2 separate regions of the Mus musculus genome follow, and region 2 is linked to region 1. The links are chromatin contacts, found by Hi-C or POLR2A ChIA-PET in ENCODE. All regions are on one chromosome and are shown on one strand. The core of a region is the stretch at or near the end of the contact, and the rest is flanking DNA. Distances in the headings are between cores, read along the strand shown.

Region 1 (6,352 bases), core at 537-3,036:
CCACACAGCTCCTGAGGTAGAGCAGCCTCCACAGTGAGGCATGGCACCTTCCCTGGTATCATCTTCTCACTGTCACCAGTGGGTGTGGAAAGAACTAGATTTAGTGACCCTCAACTCATCTGTTAACTGGTCCCTGCCATGAGCGTGTCCCTCAGTGGTTGGAATTTTGGTCCTCTGTGGTAATGTTGGGAGGTCATAGACTGTCTTACGCTCTAGGCGGCTGTCTCTTCTTCTCTCACATGCTCCTTTCAACAAGGGACCATCTGCATGTGAGTGAGAGATCCCATCTCAAAAAGCCAACAGCAACAATGGTAAATGACAAAGGAAAAGAGAGATGCAGGTCTGGAGTTCAGGGGTCAGAGGCAAGTAACTGTAGCTTTGTGACAGTTCCCAGGCCAGCTGGGAGTTTGTCTGCCTGTCTCACCAGAATAAACAAACAGGCTCCCGGGAAGTCACATGGGGCTGCCTCTCTCTGCTCCCAGCCTTCCTCCCAGCTAGCCTGGGAGCCATCAGTCCCTTGGGGGTGGGGGAGGCACTGGACTCTTGTTGGTGGGTGGTTCCTGTTGCAGTCACGCACTCTAGGCAACAGGTCTAGTTGTTAGTGAGTCTGAGCAGGGGTAGGACTTGTTTGTCTCATGCTCTGATTTTTCTCTCCACGCCCCTTTCCCCTCAGTGAGAATCTGCACTTGAACAAATCCCAGCTCAAACAATGAATGGGTCAGCATCTGTTTACCACTGCCTGACTTTTATCCCACTATCCCTTGGGACAAATATATCGACCATGAGTATCAAACGTGGGCTCATGGTGTGGGGGATGACCCTTAAAACATCTGCCCCTAACTGTGTCCTTCTTTAGACAGGGGCAGAATGGAGCTTTGTTCTTAATTTACAAGTCAGAAGGAAGTCCTCAGAGAAAGCGCCTTTCAGCACCGTCTCAAGATGGTGCCAGGATTTTCCCATTTACGGGTGGGGGGTGGGGGTGGGGGCTCTTCTACAAAAGAAATCACGAACTATTTTTCATAAAGACCACCCAGGCAGACTTTATAATACAGTTGAAACTTTTAAAAATATTTATTATTTTTAAATTTTTGAGTGCATGGGTGGGTGTGGGGGTGTGGGGTGCATGCACGCACAAAAGCACAATGCAGGTAACTTAGAGGCCAGAAGAGGGCAGATTTCTCAGAGCTGGCATTACGGGTGGTCATGAGTCATTCCTATAGGTGCTGGGAACCAAACAGTAAACCTACCATGTGTTCTAACTGCTGAGTCTCTCTCCAGTCTAGGAATTAATTTTTTTGTGTGGGGTCCAAAAAATGTCAGACTTTTGACCTCTCAGCTCTGAGGAGAGCTGGCTGGGCCAGGTGCAGCTGTCTTTCCTTAGCCTCAGAGGGAAGTGTGTGTGTGTGTGTTTGTGTGTGTAGAAGGCAGAAATTAAGAGTACATGTTTTTTTTTTTTTTCACTCAGTCTTCATATTTTTGAGACAGATTCTCTCATGGAAGTTTAGTAACTTTGTTAGGCTGACTTGCCAGTGAGTTCCAGAAGTCCACGGGTACCAGACCTCTGGCAGTCCTGGGACTCTAGATGTGCATCACATGACCGATGTGTTCACAAGGACATTGGTCATCAGAACGCAAGTCCTCGTGCTGGGCCGCAGGCGCTGCATTGACGGAGCCGGTTCCATGGTCTCTCAGGGGGTTTTTAAACTGAATAGTGATGACTGGTCTCGGGCAGTGGTCAGCCGTTGATGTGTTTACAATGGAAAGGAAGGGAAAGCGGGGAAGCTCTGACTGGCATCAGCGCCGGAGCCAGGGAGAGGTCATCGAAGCTGCAAGCAGCATCCTGGGTAGCCGCACAGGATAGCCGCTAAAGGGCGCTGGGATTGGCTGCTGTACTTCCCTGCCTCTCGGATCTGACCTTGACTCCTCTGTGACTCATTCATATCTCTTTCCACAACACTGCAGGGTCTGAGGACAGTGGCTGGCTGGATCTGGTTTACTTTTTTGTATTCCCAGAAGCAGGATGAAGGATCAGCCCAGTTTCCCAGGAAATGTGTGCGCTGTGGAGGCCGCTTGCTGTGGTCTCTGGGTTGTAGCAGAGCTCAAAGAGCTCAGAGTTAGAGAGAGGTAAGAAGCCGTGAAGGGGGGGGGGGGGCTGGAGAGATGGCTCAGCGGTTAAGAGCTCCAGAGGTCCTGAGTTCAAATCCCAGCTACAACCATCTGTAATGGTATCTGATGCCCTCTTCTGGTGTGTCTGAAGAGAGCTAGTGTGTATTCATAAAACAAAAACAAAACAATAAGAAGCTCTGAGGAGGCTGTGTGTGGGTGGAGGTGTGGGTGTGGGTGGAGGTGGGGGCTCTGCTATGGAGCCCGGAATGCACCCAGATTGCACAGTGTATGGGGTATGGATTCAGTAGGAAGATTAGACCTGCCCTGGTTCAAGCTGGTTCAAGCTGGCAGAGTCAGGGACAAGGCCCAGGTACAGCAGAGCAGTGCATTGTGGCTTAGGCTTTAATGAAATAATGAAAACAGGCCTGTGGAGGGAAAAAGGCGATCCTTCCAGTCACAGGCTCAGCCCAAGGCTAGAAAGTCATTATAGGCTAGGAGTGTCAGCAAAGGGACCCAGCACCACAACTAAGAGGGAGTTTACTAGGCATGTAAGGCTGGCTCAGTATTAGAAAGCCAATTAATAAAATTCACTGTTTGAAGAGACTGAAGAAAGAAAAAGACAAAACAAAACAATAATAAAAAACCAAAAACCAAACCACAAATAAAAAAAAAAAACAAAAACAAAGAACAAACAGACAGAAAACCCAAACCAAAACACCATGTGGCAAAAACACAAACTACATGGGGTAAAATGCTCAGCAACTAAGAGATGGAAAGGAACTTCAACATCATAATAAAAATCCACAGAGCATGGCCGATCCCAGAGTGGAAGACGAGAAGCTGGTGGCTCTCCTGCAGACAGCAGGCACAAGGCCAGCTCATCACTACTGTCTGACACCGTACGGGAAGTTTCAACCAATGCAATAAGACAAGAAAGGGAATAGCATAAAAGATTCCCCCCCTCCTCTTCTTCCTCCTCTTCCTCCCCCCTCCCCCTCCCTCCCCCTCCTCCTCTTCCTCCTCCTCCTCTTCCTCCTCCTCCTCTTCCTCTTCCTCTTCCTCATCCTCCTCCTCCTCCAGTTCCTATAACTAGCAAAAAACTGAATACAGTGAGCATAGAAAGGTTATAAGACAAACATTTGACCTGAAACCGGCAGAAATAAGGGTCCCGAATGAGGTGCTGTGTGTGAGGATCAGGTTAAGAAGCAGAGAAGACACAAAGGCAATACCTGGGGTCAGGAGGATTAAGTATAACATCTTATATACTACTTACAGGGGGGAGAACGGCCAAGCTACAGGTCAGACAGTCTTGGCAAAGAGAACACAGGATGCCTCAGACACAGCTGCCCAAGGACGGATAACTACCTCCCAGGGGGAAGAGTCCAGACCCCAGAAACCATGACAACCTTGACTCCCCTGAGGCATTGGCTGCAGCAGGTTGCAGGCCTCACCAAATCCGTTCCTGGTAAGGCCAAGGAAGAGATGCTCCCCTTGTCTTGTCATGCGGGCTTCCAAGGAAGTCTTGGATTGGCTTGGCTCCCTGCAAGCACGCGTAGATAAAGTCATTACCTTCCTAATGCATGTATCAGACAAGTGGGATTTGAAATTAAAAGCATGGCCAAGACAGCTCAGTCAGTCAACAGGGTCTAAAGCAAGGGAGTGAGGATTGGAAAAGAAGAAAAACAATTAGACAAAATTATAGCATGACTCCAGTCTGCACTGAGGCTGAAATAGCCTAGATACATCCAAAAACCATGGTCAGCTCTTAGATCAAAGACAAAGCAATCAAGCCAAGTAGTGAATAAAGAGATCACACGGGATAGTGATTAAGTGGTCAGCAAAGAGATCACACAAGGCATTAATTCAGCAAAGCAGTAAACAAAGCCCCGTGGTCACCGTTTCTGACATGCTTAGCTGAGCCGACTTCCTTGTTCGAGCCCAGTGACAAATGCCAAATTCCTAGAAGCGGCACCAAGAGCCCTCAACAAAAGCATATTACTACTAGGTCAGCGACATGGTTCACTGGGTAAAAGCACTTGCAGCTAAGACTGTGTACTGGTTTTGTGTGTCAACTTGACACAAGCTGGAGTTAGCACAGAGAAAGGAGCCTCCCTGAGGAAATGCGATCCAGCTGTAAGGCAGTTTCTCAATTAGTGATCAAGCGGAGAGGGCCCATTGTGGGTGGTGCCATCCCTGGGCTGTTAGTCCTGGGTTCTATAAGAAAGCAAGCTGAGCAAGGCAGAAGAAGCAAGCCAGTAAGGAACATCCCTCCATGGACTCTGCATCAGCTCCTGCTTTCTGACCTGCTTGAGTTCCAGTCCTGACTTCCTTTGGTGATGAACAGCAATGTGGAAGTGTAAGCTGAATAAACCCTTGCCTCCCCAACTTGCTTCTTGGTCTCCATGTTTTGTGCAGGAGTAGAAACCCTGACTAAGACAGGCTGTGACCTGAATCTGATTCCCAGGACCCACACGGTGGAAAGAGAGAACTGACTCTTGCAAGTTATCCTCTGATGGGCGCATGTGCGCTATAGCACACACACCGCCCCTCCCCCCGCCAATTATGCACAAATGTAATAAAAAGCTTAAAACTATTACCAATTGTATTAGAACTTCAAAAATGAAATATTAAGATACAGATCTGTGCAAGATCCACATAGGGAAATCTACAGACGGGAACTGGGGAGCTGGCTTAGCCGTCAGGAGCACCTGCTGCTTGTCTGGTTTGACTGTTGTTGTGATAAACACCATGACCAAAGGCAACACCACCCACAGTGAGATGGGCCATTACATATCAATCATCAATCAAGAAAATGTTCTACAGATTCATCTACAGGCTGGTCAGATGGAGACATTTTCTCTATTGATGTTTCCTTTCCCAGGTGATCCTAGCTTGGGTCAAGTTGATGAAAATAACTGTTCATCACAGACATCAAAAGCCAGCCCCAAAGCACTCTGGACTTCGGTAGATAACTGATGTTGTCAGTGTAGATTGTGGCCATGGCAGATGGCTGTGGGGTGCTGGGGCTGGAAGTGTGCAGTTTCTCCGGAGGGTTCAGCTCTCTGCTGCGAACCTAAAACTGCCTCGAAAAAGTAGTCTATAAAGAACAGAAAAGCCTGGTGTGGTGGTGCTTGCCTGCAATCCCAGCACCTAAGAGGCTGTGCAAAGGATCAAAAGTTCGAGGCCAGCCTGGGCTATATAGGCACGCTCTGTCTCAAAACCAAAACCCAAGTGAACAACCAACAAAAGTCCCAAAGTCCAAACAAAACCAGTCAGCTAACCGGCCAAACCCTAGTTCTTCACTACTGAAAAGTTGGGGGTTGGGATTCAAGGGGGACACTGAGGTGGACCGTCTATTAGGTCACTAATTCCATGGGCAGACAGACAGATGACACAGCCTGGCACAGTCTCTGAGGAAAGTTCTGGCCCACGAGGCATGTGGGGATCCCGTCTTTCTACAGATCTCGGAGGAAGGAGGATTCATGTAGCTGGGCTGTCAGAGGAAGGCTCGGGGAAGGGAGTGGGGAGTCACAAAGCCAAGCTGTTTCTGATGCCTGGGTATCAAGGGGACCAGAGAGGATTGGGGGGATGAAAATATACTACTCCAAGAATGTGGGGGGAAAGAATAAGGGGTACCTGTTATACCACAGGGAAATGTATGGCCAATGGTAGTCCTCCTATGCCCTGGAGTCTGGCAGCCTGAGGTCTGTATGTTTTCCTTGGGGAAGGGAGCATAGCATTCTACATCTCCTCAGTAAAAGGAAACTGTGAGCCACACTAGGCATAGCTTGAGCATAGAAGATCTCTAATCCTGTCCCCAGAGTGACACACTTCCTTAATAAGTCCACACTGACTCCAACAAGGCCATATCTCCTAATAGTGTCACACCCGTGAACCAAGCATTCTAACACATGAGACCATTGGAGCCATTCCTATTTAAACCACCACAGGGACAATCAAGAGGACTGACAGTGGCTGAGAAGCAAGGACAGGTGGTCTCTGTCCCCTGGACAGGGCAGTTGAGACCTAAGGTGCATGGCCCACTCCTTGCTGACTGGGATCCTCATTAAATTGAATCACTATAAACCCATTCCCCTATCTCTGCTTCCTGAAAACACAGAGGTAACACGAGCTGCCCCCAGAGGCCAGTACATGCACTGAGCGAGGACTAAATGGGTCCCTGAGGCTCCTTCTGGCGCCACTGTGTCCTTAGGTGGCTGCAGAGGAAAGGTAGCCATGGAGGTAC
Region 2 (6,197 bases), core at 3,525-6,024, 89 kb after region 1:
CCAGCTGTGAGGCACACTGTCCCCTCCCCGTCCCGTCCTCCCCCACCCCCCCGTGCCTCGGTTTCCTCCTCTGTAAAATGAAGTGTCTAATATTTCAGAGTTGCAGTGGCATTGAGGTAGTATATCCTGGTGTTTTACCACAGGCTTGGGGCACAGACACATCCTTAAGTCCTCGCTGGCCTTACCTGATGCCTGTCACATGGATGTTTGCTCTAGTTCAATTGTTAAGATCATAAACACGTAAAACGTAAGTCCTTGGGCTAGGCATGCAGCTCAGTTGGTACAGTGATGCACCAGGTCACTCCTTAGCACTGCACAAAGCGAGCATGGCGGTGTGTGTTTGTACTTCACCAATATATCGGGGTGGGGGCAGGAAGATCGGGGGTCACGTCATCCTCTGTACAGAGAGCTGGAACAAGTGAACAAGCGGCCCGAGGTGCCTAGTCAACATACCAAAGCAGACCTGGTTTTCCCAGCATCCCTCAGTCCACCTGTTAAAGGGCATGGCTGGCATACCACGCCCTCTACCCTGAACTTTCCAGCCCAGGGGCTGGGCTCTTCACTATATTACTCAGACATATTCTTCCCCCACCCCCTCTGCATTTCTCTCTTCCTGAATGCTGTTTCCCAGACCTCCTCCTGGGAGATCAGTGAACCCTCCCAAGAGCTGTCCCCAATAAACCTGCCTTTATATACTTTTTAATTCGCCTTGAACTGGTGCATTGTGTCGGCAGAGGTTAACTATTGGAGACTAGCCTGGGCTACATGATATCCTATCTCAAAACAAAAGACAGGGAGGAAACTCTCTGCCTTCTTCCTTACAGTCTTCCTGTTTGACTTGGATGTGTTTTGGGGGGTGAAGGCTGTGGCCAATGACAGGACAGGAGTCCCATCCTACCCTGGTCCTCTCTAGGTTACTTCATCAGCCTTGCCCCTTGTCTCTTGTTCCTGGAAATGGCTGCTTTCCTTGCTGTCCACACTGCCTTTTCTGATGGACCTACAGTGGCCCCATCCCCACCACCGTCTCTCCCGGACGTTCTTCTCTACCTTGAAAGGTCAGGGATGTGAACAAATGTTCAAAGCACAGAGGACTTGCTGCCTTCCGTGAAGCCAGAATGGGGGTGCCTCCTGGGGATGGGGTAGACCAAGGTTGCTTGGCTACCATGGATGTGGAAGGGGACTCCTGGCTTGGTAGTACCTGTCACAGGGGTAGATGTCATCTGGGGATCCAAGGAAGATCCTACACGTTCTCTCCCCTTAGAATAGTCATTGCTGCTTTATCTCCAGCACAGCGACATCTCTCCTGATTTTGGAGCCTCTGTGGGTGTGTGCGGGTGGGATCTGGGGAGGGAGGAAAAGTGACCTCCGCTGAGTGGGAGGGACCTGCTTGGTTTGGGAATTCCTTACTGGGCCCTTCAGCTCTACAGGGCCATTTCGATGGAATAGGCTGACCAAGGTTTCAAACAAAAGGATCTCCAGGTCTGTGCTGGCTGTTGCCAGGGCACAGGGAAGGACCAGTGTGTGCACTGTAGGTGTGTCTCATCTGGGCGCTGTCCCTTCTGCTGTCCCCAGGTCCCAGTCTCTGAGGACCTGTGCTTTATGAAGACCTATGCGCTCAGGAGTGAGAGATCAGCATAGGTGTGCCAAGCCCCTGGGGAGCTGTGCCCCTTTCAAAGAAGGGGTGTTCGGCACTGAGATCTAGTCCCCAAGTCTCTAGTAATGATAATAAGGCCTATCCCTTGCGCAGGGCACCGTGGTACATACCATGTCACAATGACATACATCTTTGTAGAATCTAGCCCACAGTTGTCTCCTCACCTCCAGTCATACCCAAGAGCCAGATTGTATTCAAGAACCATCTTTGTTCTCTCCAAATCTCTCACTGTGCTCCACAGCTTTCCTGTCCCCCATGAGAAGCCAAATGAACCATGCCACACACCCAGAGAAGAGCCAGAGGCTTAATTCCCTTGTGGCCTCCTTCGTATGCCACCCCCCCACACACACACACACACGTTGGCCTGAATGCACCCATGGATGCTTCTGCACACTCTTGGTGCACCCGATGGATGAGTTAGCCATGCCCAGCTCTCTGAATTCATGGGGCATCCCAAGGTCCTTCTATCTGCCAGCTCCTCTCAGCCCTGAGTTCAGCCTTGCCTGGCTCTGTGGAAACAGGGCTCAGTCGGCATTGAGAGAGGGAGTAGAAAACACACCAGAGAATGAACACCATGTGGAGGGAGCACGGGCTTCATGGAGCAAGGAGATAGTAAAGGGAGAGAGCAGGAGGCCAAAACTTCTGGCTGTGCCTGGAGGCCCCGGGCCCAGGGAGCAGCAGGCAGAGCGCTAACTCTGGGGTGTAAAGTTAGATCAGCACATGACTGCCTTGTGTGCTGTCTAAGCAACCCCATCAGATCACATGGATGGATGGAGCAGAGAAAGGGCCAATGTTCAGTACTGCATTCCTCCAAGGGCATCCTAGGACCAGCAGGCTGCTTTCTGCCCTCATGCAGGTCTTAGGCACTCTATTAGGATCCCAGGGTGTGGGGTAGGGGCGGACAGTAGCTGGGTGAGCCCTGTGGCAGCCGGCCCACCAGGGGCCTGCTCGCCCCTCCCTGGGCTCAGACGAGAGCCTGGAGCACAAAGCTACTTTTATTTATGATGGTGTTGGGGCCAGCCTCTGTCTAGACAGCTGCTGTTATCATTCGAGGTCATCCTGGAATGCGTGTCCTCATCTACTGGGAACAGAGGACAGTGAGCAGATTAAACAGCTCATAAAAATAAGCTGGCAGCTGACACAGAGCTCAGAAGACCAGGGTAACCTCGGCCGGGTCAGGTGTCCTCGCTGGTCTTGGACCGAGCAATGTTTACGGAGAAAACAGGAGTCATGTGGCCCTGGGGAGGCCAGCCTGCTTGTTGTGGCCCCTCTGCAGAGCTGCCCTCGGTGAGGCCACAGAGCACGCCCAAATCATAAGTAGTGCAGGTGCAGGCGCAGGTGCAGGAGGAAGAGACTACCTTGCCCGGGACAGGCTTTCTAGAACAACCAGGAGTCAGTCTGCAGAAAACTTGGCCTCCCAGACCTGGGAGCCAGCATGAAGAGAAATTAGGACTGTTTGTGTGTGTGTCTGTGTGTGTGTGTGTGTGTGTGTGTGTGTGTGTGTCTGTGTGTGTGTGTATGTGTGTGTGTGTGTGTCTGTGTGTGTGTCTGTGTCTATGTGTGTGTGTGTGTGTGTCTGTGTGTGTATCTGTGTGTGTCTGTGTGTGTGTCTCTGTGTGTGTGTGTGTGTGTCTGTGTGTGTGTGTCTGTGTGTGTGTCTGTGTGTGTGTGTGCCTGTGTGTGTGTCTGTGTGTGTTTGTGTGTGTGTCTGTGTGTCTGTGTGTGTGTCTGTGTGTGTGTCTGTGTATGTGTTCTGTGTGTGTGTCTGTATGTGTACTGTGTATGTGTTCTATGTGTGTTTACATATTGTAATGTGTGCACAGAAACAAGAACTTGTACATGTGTGAGCACGTACTGGCCAGCGGCTGATGTCAGGAGTCTTCCTCAACTGATCTCTTCCTTATTTTTTTGAGACAGGGTCTCTCACTGATTAAGCTAGACCAGCAGTTCTCAACCTGTGGGTGGAGACTTCTTTAGGGCCCCGTATCAGATATTTATGTTACCATTCATAGCAGTAGCAAAATTACGGTTATGAAGGAGCAACGAAATAATTTTATGGTTGGGGTCACCACAACATGAGGAAGTGTATTAAAGGGTCACAGTGTTAGGAAGGCTGAGAACCGCTGTGTTAGGTCTCCCCTCTCCTCCTTTGTGTGTCGGCCCCATGGCTGGTGTGACAGACACAAAGTCTTCCTTGGCTTTTCACATGACTGCTAAGGAGTTGAGCCAAGTTCTTTATCCACGGAGCCATTTTTCTAGTCCCGTGGGGTCACTTCAGGAAAAAACTTTCCACAGGCTCTCGGCCATGCAAGAGCCGGTGGGGTGCTACTATCCTGAACCCATGCCCCACTGTGTGACAGCAGTCTTGCTGGCCTGACTCATGACTGCCCCGGGATCCCCAGTGGAAAAGGACCAGATGCAGAATAGGGAAGGAATCCAGGGCCTTCCTCAAGAGAGTTGCTCTGAAGGGGTTCATCTCAGAAAGCCAGAAACTGGATGGACTGGGCCCCAGAGACTACCTGGGCTTCTAAGACTCTTCACAGAGCTTTCTGTGGGCTACAGACACATGTGCTTGGATGACATCACCACCACCACCAGCACCATCTCCATCTCTATCACCATCACTGTCATCATCACCATCATCATCATCTTCACCACCATCTCCATCACCACCACCATCACTAACTATGACCTCTATGTCTACCACAAAGCCAATTGAACCCTGGACTCTATTGTTTTACAAAGAGCTACTCAGAACAACCAGTTGTATTTAGAAACCTACATAAATGGGCTTACTTTCCTTTCTGGAACCCTCCTACTCATCCTTCCCAATGCCCCTAGGACATCCCTGCCCAGGATGCCTGGGAGGGTCCACCACATTCTCCCCTGCAGCCCCTGCCCCGTGTCTGCCAGTTCGTGTCCTCCCGTTGAACCTCAGGTTTTCTGGGTCTCTATTCAGTGTCCACGTGCGTCTGGCACAGGCAATGGGGCCAAGACCTGTTTGGGTCTAATGGGACTCCATTAGTCTGGGGTCTTTGGCAACATTTTATAGGCTATCCTGACAGGAACCCTGGCCTCTGAGCCTTCATAGGAGGCCGGCATGTTCTCAGGGTGAGTCTGGGCTGGGCTGCTGCATGGCTTCCCTTGAAGGAAGTGACACCTGCAGCCAAATCCATCCTTTCAGGAAGTGGGGGCGGGGGGGGGGCATGCTCAAAGAGACCATCAGCTTCCTGAAGGGCTGCTAAGGACCCAGGAGGAAGTGCTGAGCCAGAGGGAGGGGCTGTCTGGCAGCAGTAGGGATTGCTAGGAGGCGTCTCTTTCCCACTGCCCCGTAAATAAATGGGTAATGATTCTAGGGCATGCGTGCGTGCGTGCGTGCGTGCGTGCGTGCGTGCGTGCGTGCGTATATGCATGGCTTCTTGGGCTTCTGGTCATATCTCCTCACTCACACTGCCTTTGATCTTGGTAATAGCATGAGCTTGGTTCAAAGTTATTATTATTCCCAATCACAGAAGGCACAGTCAGGCTACCTGGGCAGCTGACAGGGCCACATTCACAGATGTTGAGTCCAAACCCCAGACGTATGATCTTGGGCCTGAGTCCCTATACTTCTGCAGGGTCACTGTGCCTGATGTGGGCCAGCCTGGGAATGTCTTAAGTTCCGCCATCATTTTTGGGCGGGTAACACAGGTTTTTGGGAGAGATGAACCATTGGGAACTTTTTTCTTTTTTCTTATTGCAGAAGGAAAAAAAAAGGGGGGTTGGGTGGGGGAGTAGCTGGGCAAGATCACAGAGGGGCGGTCCTGAGGCTAGAGGGCACCCCTGGCACCTCAGAGAAGCAGGGCTCTCAAAACCCTCTAGTCCTCAACTACACTCCTCTCAGAAGGAGGCCTCCCAGGCGTCTCCCGGAGGCAGAGCCAAGTTCTAGCTTAGGCAAAGGGTGTTTTCCTTCCCGGCGGACAAAACATCGCTGGCGCTTTCAGGAGGGGACTGAACACTCTGTCCACTCTGGCGGCCCTCGGCCAGGATTCCTGGACGGACACAGGCATGCTTTCACAGGCAACAAGATTAATCACGCGTCTCCTTCCTCCTCCCCGCCCCTTTCCCTGTCACACTCAGCTCTGCTTCACAGCCCCAGGAAGTGATCATGAGCCTGGAGTCCCGAGTCCCTTGCCACAGGGAGGGCTAGAAATGTGTTCTAACTTCCAGTGAACTCCAGTAGTCTCATGCTAGGGAAAATCCTGACCACCCTTTAGGGCTGTCTTGGCTCAACACTGCGGCATCCACAGACAGGCTGTACTCACTAGTACCTCCCTCTCTCGTGCACAATGTTAGGAACCTTCTAGAAGCTCTTGGCTGAGCTTTTGGTCCCAGCCCTCGTCCTCTGTGCCTTTGGGGTCAGATGGCTAAAGCGGGAGAGACCAGGACACAGAACAAGAAAGACAAAAAAGTCATACTCGGTACATACATCTCTCAGGCCACACCCCAAGTGCTTGAGCTCAGACAGGCATTCCAGAGCGTTCTTAGAGCTTCTGAGAGAAAT

What was found. A loop is a pair of places that touch in the nucleus more often than their neighbours do. ChIA-PET counts read pairs that join two places held with the same protein, here RNA polymerase II (POLR2A).
Region 2: a loop to region 1 is called in a map of v-Abl transformed pro-B cells, with 1.9 times the contacts of the local background. The contact joins two enhancer-like sites. A Hi-C loop is called at or near these places in 2 of 37 maps with a recorded cell type or tissue (T-helper 17 cell and v-Abl transformed pro-B cells). POLR2A ChIA-PET finds 5 or more read pairs at or near these places in 1 of 5 experiments (embryonic stem cell).

Annotation. Positions count from the first base shown.
Region 1 is chr4:149,798,350-149,804,701 of GRCm38, forward strand. It overlaps Gm42354 (a long non-coding RNA gene), which reads left to right. Exons shown (of 3, transcript XR_881588.1): 2 at 1,963-2,124; 3 at 3,382-4,180. Among named protein-coding and RNA genes, the nearest start is that of Gm42354, 11 kb to the left of the region's middle. Within about 2 kb of position 1,787, at least 1 of the 3 ENCODE cell types and tissues checked has a DNase peak (open chromatin) inside an H3K27ac peak, as active enhancers do.
Region 2 is chr4:149,884,342-149,890,538 of GRCm38, forward strand. No RefSeq gene overlaps it. Among named protein-coding and RNA genes, the nearest start is that of Gm13070, 15 kb to the right of the region's middle. Within about 2 kb of position 4,775, at least 1 of the 3 ENCODE cell types and tissues checked has a DNase peak (open chromatin) inside an H3K27ac peak, as active enhancers do.